Linked DNA regions of Homo sapiens: region 1 is linked to region 2. Evidence: chromatin loops called from intact Hi-C (ENCODE). Cell type or tissue: Caco-2. All regions are shown on one strand. Each heading gives the region's core, and the rest is flanking DNA. Links, peaks and the distances in the headings are about the cores only.

The links. Hi-C counts contacts between places; a loop is a spot of excess contacts. Peaks named below come from ENCODE experiments on the same cell type or tissue, not always from the same donor. Only the 100,000 strongest peaks of a DNase experiment are listed, where the experiment ranks them.
Region 1: a loop joins it to region 2, with 16 times the contacts of the local background. A loop is called at or near these places in 1 of 110 quality-filtered maps.

Annotation. Positions count from the first base shown.
Region 1 is chr20:29,762,619-29,767,211 of GRCh38, forward strand. LOC124904968 (a long non-coding RNA gene) reads left to right here and starts at 3. Exons shown (of 2, transcript XR_007067752.1): 1 at 3-272; 2 at 756-4,191. In Caco-2, for the core only: a CTCF peak has its summit at 2,555 (motif pointing left); a DNase peak (open chromatin) is centred at 2,533.
Region 2 is chr20:29,881,818-29,886,410 of GRCh38, forward strand. No RefSeq gene overlaps it. Among named protein-coding and RNA genes, the nearest start is that of FAM242B, 340 kb to the left of the region's middle. In Caco-2, for the core only: no CTCF peak of the experiment used is centred there; DNase peaks (open chromatin) are centred at 1,904 and 2,754.

The sequences.
Region 1 (4,593 bases), core at 286-4,285, 120 kb before region 2:
AGGCAGTAGCCTAGGTTTTCTAACTAGCCTAGGTAGAGTTCTCATCCCTTCCCTCTTGCCCCCCACTGCGTTCTTCAGTGGGGTGGGCGGAGACCTCCATCCCGGGAAACACTGGCCCGGGCAGGCGCCAGATCTGCTCTTCTTTCCGCGTCTCTCCAACTCTGCCTCCCCCCCACACCGTCACTCGCCTACCCTTGTCCCGCCAGCTTCCTCGGCATCACCATGGAGCGCCTGACAGCTAAATGCAGACCCGAGACCCCGCGCAAACCCGGGTGCTGCCCTTTCTATGCGGGAGGGAACTCAGGCAGAGATGGGGAGAGGAACGGAGACAGAGAGGGAGGGAGCGATGAAGGGAAGAAAGAACGGATGGACCGAGGGACCTTGGAAAGGATGGAGGGATAGAAGGAAGGAGAGAGGGAAGGAGGGAGGGAGGGAGGGAGGAACTGCGGGAGGGACGGAGGGAAAGAGGGAGGGAGGGAGCAAGAAACAGAGAGAGGAAGGCAGAGAGAAAAGCAGTCTTCTGCCTCCAGGACCAGCAGGATCTCTCACTCCGGGAAAATGTTGGGTGCCCAGTGCAGGCTAAGTGCTCGGCCCACAGCCGCGTCGGCCTGCGGGGCTCTCACCTGCCCACTGGATCGCCAGCCTGGGTTACTTCATCCGGGAGCGATTCAGAGGATTTCCGCCTCCCAGGGAATGAGCGAATTCCCCAAAGAACAGAGCAGAGACTTGAATGGTTGTCCGTTTTTCATCCACAGGGTTCACAGATGACATATCCCCATGCTGAGCCTGCAACAGAGCGCAAGGCAGATACTCCCACCCACACAGGAGTCACACTCAAGCCGAGTGAGCCAAGATTCCGGATTCCACGTTCCTTTGCCCTCTGCAAGGGGTCCTGCTGCTCACGTGTCTCTGGCCCCCAAAAGCGTGACCATGTTGACTGTTTGTTTCCCGAGCTCTGTGGGGACACAGAAACCTCCAGCGAAGCATGGAAACGCAGCATCGTGTCTTCGCTCTCCTTTCGTTTCCAAACAGGCCATTTTGGAGACTCCCCATGTTGCAGGAAACAGGAATCCCTCATCAGTCCGTGATGACTCAGTCCCCTGCCCAGACTACAGGCCCACCAGGCGGCCTCCCTTTTGCTGACACTCCAGGCCTTCCCCCGGCTCGCGAGCTCCCGAGTTTCCAACACATCGGGCGGGCTCAGGACAGGGTGTGCTTGGAGGCCTCAGGGCCCGGGGCCCACAGTTCTGGGATCCCCTCTGGTCCTCCACCTTGCCGCGGAAAAATTGTTTTGGATCCCTCACCACCCCTCCTGCAAGGCCCCCTCTTGGCCCACACACCCAGAGCCGTCAGGGTTGCCCAGGGGCGAACAGCCGGCCCAGCCCCGCAGGACCTTTTTCTCACAATGCCCACACCATCATCGCTTGTCCCGACGAGGACCCGCCCGTGGCCAACGGGACAGGAAGGGCCTGCTTTGCCCCGCGCTGGCACTAAAGCCCCGGCAGCCTGATCCCGGGAAAGGGGCTGACGGACACCCAGACACACCCCAACACTACTACGAGCAAACCCACCCCGACACACACACAGGCACACATGGACACACACACAGACACACACACACACACGGACACACAAAGACACACACACGGACACATGGACACACGCACACGGACACACACGGACACACACACAAGGACATACAGACAAAGACACAGACACAGCTTGAAAGAGAGCTAGGGAGACCGGGATGGAGAGATAGAAATGCGGGGAGAGAGAGAAAAGTAGAGGGGGAGAGAGACAGAAGGTGACAGAAGAGCGAGAGTTGGAGGGGGATGTAGAGAAAGGGAGAGGGTGAGGAAGTTGTAGAGCGAGAGAGACACAGCCTTGGAGAGGGAGGCTCTGCTCAGGTAGACAGGGCACTTTGAGCAGGCCAGGGTGAGGTGGAGGGTGCTTGGGCCAGGCTAGAACACGGGGTCAGGGCCGCCCACGCGGGAAAACCAACGGAGCCCTGAGACGTGTTTTTTTTTTTTTCTTGGATTGGTTGGTTTCTTTGGAGGTGCGTTTCATATGGTCCTTCCTTTGTTTGCTTCTTTCTGTCTCCTTGATGCGGTGGGCCCCGAGATTTGTAGAGTGCACCCGTCCAACTGGTGGAACTATAGCACCGAGCTTGTCCACGGGGCCAGGTCTGGGTCTCTCTCGTGTCCTCGGGACTAGAGTTTACACGACATTGGTGGCAATGGGAAACAGGGTGCACAGGGACGGATTTCTTCGTGGCTGGCGAAGACAATGTCCTTCCCCCGGGGAAAGCAGCCCACGGGTTCTGGAGCCGAGGTCTTGGCTGGCAACTGTGGGACCTGCTGCCCCAACTTCGATGGTTGCGGCGGCGCTTGATGAATGAATTGAATTGCCTGGGGTCCGGGGAGCGGGAAGACACCCCGGAGGGCAGGAAACCCGCACCTGCGCCTTCCAGGTCTACTACCTGCTGCAGCGCCCTGGCTGGAGCCGGGCTCCTGGTGGGGCTGCAGCCAGGCAAAAGAGGTGGGATGCTGCCACCTGGCGGTATTGCAGCTGCAGACCCCCACGAGGAGGTTTCATCTCGACATAAATCGTTTTCTTTCTTCAGCTGATCTGTATCCCTAATTTTAGATTAATGGTAACTCCACAAATTTAGAGGCACAAAATATGGTTGCCCACACCTTATAATCGCATTACCACCTCCCATTACCACCACCTTTCCCGCTCCTCCCCACCCTCATCCCGTAGACTAGGTCTCGCGATGTTTCCCAGGCTGGCCTCAAACTCCTGCGCTTAAGTTATTTGCCTGCCTTGGCCTCTCAAAGTGCTGTGATCAGCCCTGTGAGTCACCATGCCCAGCCAACCACCACGAAGTTTTGATTCAGCAGCACTGGGTTGTGGAGCTAAGGACCCACAAATTTAGAAAAGTTTTTAAATATCATAACGTTTCTGTGAGGAAATAGTATTTGGTATTACATTTTTAGACTCTTTTATAATGTTCTGGTTTTTTCCACTGAGTACAGTACTAAGTAGTAATTGGAAAATCACAGCATAAGTCATATTACTTTTTCTAATACAGAGTACTTGGCTATTCTCTAAGCTAAACCTGATCACCTACATTGAGTAAAAGAAAAAACCCCAGAGTGTGAGGAGACAGGAGATAGTAGCCAAACATCCAAATAGGTGGGAGTGAATAAGGCAGATGACACAGATGAGATGACCAAAGGTCAAGGAGAAAGCCAGATCCTAAAGTGTGGTTTGCGAAGCTATGCTCCAATGGAAATCTTTTCCGAGAAGCCCTGATTTCTTTCTCTTGCTTTCATTAGAGACAGACATCTTCTGCCCCTTGCTCTTCAATTTTCTAGGACTGGACTTCCCCTTCAACGATCATTCTTCTAGGTTACAAAGAAAATCAAAGCCCTTTGCATGGCTTACAAGGGACTGGAGGACCTGGCTGCTTGCTGTTTTATTGCTTTTGAGGACATGGGGTCGTTTGTGATTTTTAAGGAACTCTATGTTAAACATTTTCTAATTTCCATTTTGAGTCTTGTCTAAAATGTGTGAGAGTAGTGGAGATATTGGGATTTGGTTTAGAAATCCCAGAAACACCACATCCAGATGTCGTATGTTTTCTGCTTTATAATTTCATATCCTGTGAAGGTTTCAAATGTGATTCTACAGAAATTCATACTCAATAATTTAATCAGAACACTAAGCCTCTGCCCCATATAATAAAACCAAATATTATCTTACTTCAAAATTTTAAGTTTTTGGTATGTATTGAGGCTAACACTGTAAACACTCTGTGCCATAATTCCTAAACTGTAATACGGTTTAATGTATCTACTTTCTACATTTAAAACATGTACTTTGCCATTGAGGAACTTAGAATATTGCTGAGCATGTATTAAATACCCATTTTTTTCTTGATTTTTAAATAGTTATCATTTTATAGTTTTCTCTTGTTTAGTTTGAAGCTTACTAGGATTTTTGTCATTGATATGTATGTGTGTATATATATATATATATACACACACACACACACACACAAGTATTTACATAACATATGTAATTGATATATATGTATATGTTTTATATATGCTTTATGCACACTTATGGGAATATATGCATGTGTACATAACATTAATTTTTTGACCAATAAAAATTACATAATTATGTATTGTGTATATTACAAAAGTTTGATAGGTATATATATTGTAAAATGTTTAATACAATTAAGTTGATGAATATTTATGTCACCTTACATGGTTATGTTTTTTGTAGTGAGAGCATTTAAGGTCTCCTACTGTTGTAGCAAATTTTAAGCATACAAAACACTGTTATTAACTACATTTTAAAGCTATACCTTAGACCCCCAAAACTTATTTATCTTATAACTGAAAGTTTGTACTCTGAACACCTTATCGTTTTTTCTACCTCCAGGCCTGGTCATTACCATTGTACTCTCTGCTTCTATGAGTTCAGGCTTTTTAAATTCTCCATTTAAGTGAGAATATACAGTGTTTGTCTTTCTGTGCCTGGCTTATTTTGTGCAGCATAATGTACCCAGGTCCATTC
Region 2 (4,593 bases), core at 392-4,391:
CAGGAGTTCGAGACCAGCCTGGCCAAGATGGTGAACCCAGTCTCTACTAAAAATACAAAAATTAGCCCGGCGCAGTGGTGGGCAACTGTAGTCCCAGCTACTCGGGAGGCTGAGGCAGGATAATTGCTTGAACCCTGGAGGCGGAGGTTGCAGTAAGCCGAGATCGTGCCACTGCACTCCCGCCTTGCGACAGAGCAAGATTCCATCAAAAAAAAAAAAAAAAGAACAAACGTAATTTAAAAGATTAAAATTAAGATAGATTTTTACAAATGTATATATCTACCATTACAGTATCATACAGAATGGTTTTACTGCCGTGAAGATTCTCTGTGCTCTGTGTATCATCTCTTCCTTCCCCTTGGTCCATGGCAACCACTGATCTTTCTACTGTTCCCATAGTTTCACCGTTTCCAGAACGTCATATAATTGGAATCGAACAGTACGTAGACTTTTCGGATTGGCTTCTTCTTTTAGCAATATGCATTTAAGTTTCCTCCATGTATTTTTTTGTGGCTTGATAGATCATCTCCTGTTAGCGGTGAATAATATCCCATTGCCATTATACTTTTGTCAAGACTCAGAAAGTACAATGTGAAGAGTAAATAAGTATGAATGTGCACTGTAAACTTTGAGTGATACTGAAGGGTCAAGATAGGTTCCTGGTTGTCACAGGTGTGCTCCTGTGAGGCAGGAAGCTGTAGTGGGGAGGCTGTGTGTGGGGAAAGGGACATATGAGAAGTCTGTACTCTCTGCTCCATTTAGCTGTGAACCTGCACTTCTCTAAAAAATAAAATTAGTTAAAATTAAGAGCAAAAAATTAGAAAAATTAAAACATTACAATGTGTCATATAGTTTTCAAATCACAAGATAGAAAAATACATAATAAAAGAAACTATAGAAAACAACAAGGATAGGAATAAAAAACATCAGTGATAGAAGGCAGAAGACAGAAACGTGGAGCCAAACACATTAATTTATTTTAATCATTAGTTATACTCATTTATATTAATTTATATTGATTTAACATATTAATTTTGACTAAATGGCATTAAAGGAGTTTTGAGGAATTTGCATGTCACATTCTGGATGAGAGAACTCAATAATATTAACTCTTTAGTTTGCTGTAAATCATTTAAAAATATGCTCAAATTCCAATAAAAATTCCAAGAAAAATATTTTCGAAGAAGAAAATGTTATTTTAAATCCACATATTGAACACACATGAGAGCCAATTTTATAAAATTTACTATAAGATATTTAAGATTGTTATTAGTATTCAAAATTAAACAAATTTGAAATGGCACAAAAATAAACACATTAATGAAAGAGAATCAAAAACACAGAAATTGAGTGTAATTTTATCTAGTAACAGGGTAATAATTTAAACCCACAAAACAGAGCGATTTTTGCATTTATGATGTTAAAATATTGGGTAATGATTTGAGAATATAAAATGATAGAATTGAATCCTGGTCCCACAACTTACATAAAAGTTAATTCCAGTATTAAATGTAAAAAAAAAAAAAAAAAGAGAGAAAATAAAATTAGATGTACCTGTGTTTTATGACCTTGAGAATGAATGAATGTCTTCTAAAATCAAAACTGCAAACAGAAACTATATAAAAAGGGATAAACCTAACGTACCTAGAACGTAAATTCTTACACATTTCAACACCAAGTAAATAGCACAAAACAAACTGGGGAAATTTTTACAACAATTATATTAGATGAAAGTTAAAATCCTTATGACATATACAATGTATAAAACAGTATTATTACCACTATTATTAATACCATTATGATTACCTGGTCTTCCCACGCACCAGTCCTCTTCTGGTGCCCTGTGGTGAAACAGAGCCCTTCCTCTCTGGCCACAGTGAGGGATCCAGCAGGAACCCTGCCTAAGCCCTCAGAGGGTGTGAGCCAAGCCAGGACATCACATTCCCTCCTGCAATGATGCAGATACCCACTCACGACAGAGATTTGGTAACTCTCTGGAAAAGCTGTGTAACAATTATTGCAGAAACTTGTTTCTTATGTTCCCAGACACATGGAGAAAGCTGGTCTGGAAGACTGATGTCCACATGCTAAGAGAAGCAGTCACTCATAACACACACTGCACACACCACACCATGTGCACACGCACACACACCCCACACACAGACACCACATAAACAGCACACACACCATGTGCACACGTGAAGGGGTGGCCTGCCCCTCCACACTTGTGGGCGTTTCTCGTTGGGTGTAACAAGAGACTTTAGAAAAGAGACACAGACACAAAGTATAGAGAAAGAAAAATGGGCCCAGGGGAACGGCGCTCAGCATACGGAGGACCCACGCCGTCACCAGTCTCTCAGTTCCCTTAGTATTTATTGATCATTATCGGACGTTTCTCAGAGAGGGGGATGTGGCAGGACAATAGGGTAATAGCGGAGAGAAGGTCAGCAGGAAAACATATGAACAAATGTCTCTGCATCATAAACAAGGTAAAGAAAAAAGTGCTGTGCTTTTGACGTTCATATACATAAATCTCTCAATGCCTTAAAGAGCAGTATTGTTGCCAGCATGTCCCACCTCCAGCCCTAAGGCATTTTTCCCCTATCTCAGTAGATGAAATATACAACTGGGCTTTACACCAAGACATTCCATTGCCCAGGGACTAGCAGGAGACAGATGCCTTCCTCTTATCTCAACTGCAAAGAGGCCTTCCTCTTTTACTAATCCTCCCCAGCACAGACCCTTTATCGGTGTCAGGCTGGGGGATGGTCAGGTCTTTCCCTTCCCATGAGACCATATTTCAGACTATTGCATGGGGAGAAACCTTGGACAATACCTGGCTTTCCTAGGCAGAGGTCCCTGTGGCCTTCCGCAGTGTTTTGTGTCTCTGGGTACTTGAGAGTAGGGAGTAATGATGACTCTTAACAAGCATGNNNNNNNNNNNNNNNNNNNNNNNNNNNNNNNNNNNNNNNNNNNNNNNNNNNNNNNNNNNNNNNNNNNNNNNNNNNNNNNNNNNNNNNNNNNNNNNNNNNNAGAAGTTTCCCAGAATACTTCTGTCTAGTTTTTATATGAAGGTATTGCCTTTTAAGCCATAGGCTGCAAATCATGCCAAATATCCACTTGCAGATTCTACAAAAAGAGTGTTTCTTAACTGCTCAATTAAAACAAAGGTTCAACTTTGTGCGATGAATGCGTACATTACAAGGAAGTTTCACAGAATGCTTCTGCCTAGTTTTTATGTAAAGATATTTCCTTTTCCACCATAGTCCTCAAAACCCTTCAAATATCCATTTACAGATTCTCCAAAAGAAGGTTTCCAAACTGCTCAATCAAAAGATAGGTTAAACACTGTGGGATGAATGCACACATCACAAAGATGTTTCTCAGAATGCTTCTATCTACTTTTTATGTGAAGATATTTTCTTTTACACCATAGGCTGCAAATCGCTCCAAATATCCAATACCAGACTCTAGAAAAGTAGTGTTGCAAACTGCTCAATCAAAAGAAAGTTTCACCTTTGTGTAATGAATGCACACATCACAAAGAAGTTTCTCAGAATGCTTCTGTCTGGTTTTTATGGGAAGATATTTCCTTTTCCACCATAGGCCACAAAGCGCTCCAAATATCCTCTTGCAGGTTCTACAAAGAGAGTGTTTCAAAACTGCTCCATCAAAAGAAATGTACAACTCTGTGAGATGAACGCACACATCACAAAGAAGTTTCTCAGAATGATCTGTCTAGTTTTTATGTGAAGATATTTCCTTTTCCACCAAGGGCCTCAAAGTGCTGCAAATATGCACTTGCAGATTATACAAAAAGAGTTTTTCAAAAATGCTCAATCAAAAGAAAGGTTCAACTCTGTGTGATGAATGCACCCATCACAAAGAAGTTTCTCAGAATGCTTCTGATTAGTTTTTATATGAAGATATTTCCTTCTACTCTATAGGACTCAAAGCACTCCTAATATCCATTTTCAGATACTACCAAAAGACTGTCTCCACACTGCTCAATCAAAAGAATAGTTCAACTCTGTCATTTGAATGCACACATCACAAGGAAATTTCTCAGAATGCTTCTTTCTAGTTTTTATGTGAAGATATTTCCTTTTCCACCATAGGCCTCAAAGCCCTCCAAGTATCCACTTGCAAATTCTACAAAAAAAGAGTTTCAATACTTCTCAATCAAAAGAAAAGTTCAACTCTGTGGGATGAATGCCCACATCAGAAAACAGCTTCTCAGAATGCCTCTGTCTAGTTTTTATATGAAGATATTTCCTTTTCCACCATAGGCCACAAAGCGCTCCAAATATCCACTTTCAGATACCACAAAAAGAGTGTTTCCAAACTGCTCAATCAAAAGAAAAGTTCAACTCTGTGTGATGAACACACACCTCACAAAGAAGATTCTCAAAATTCTTCTGTGTAGTTTTTATGTGAAGATATTTCCTTTTTCACCATAGGCCCCAAAGTGCTCCAAATATCCAAAGCAGATTCGACAAAAAGAGTGTTTCAAAACTGCTCATTCAAAAGAAAGGTTCAACTCTGTGAGATGAATGCACGCATCACAAAGAAGTTTCCCAGAATGCTTCTGTC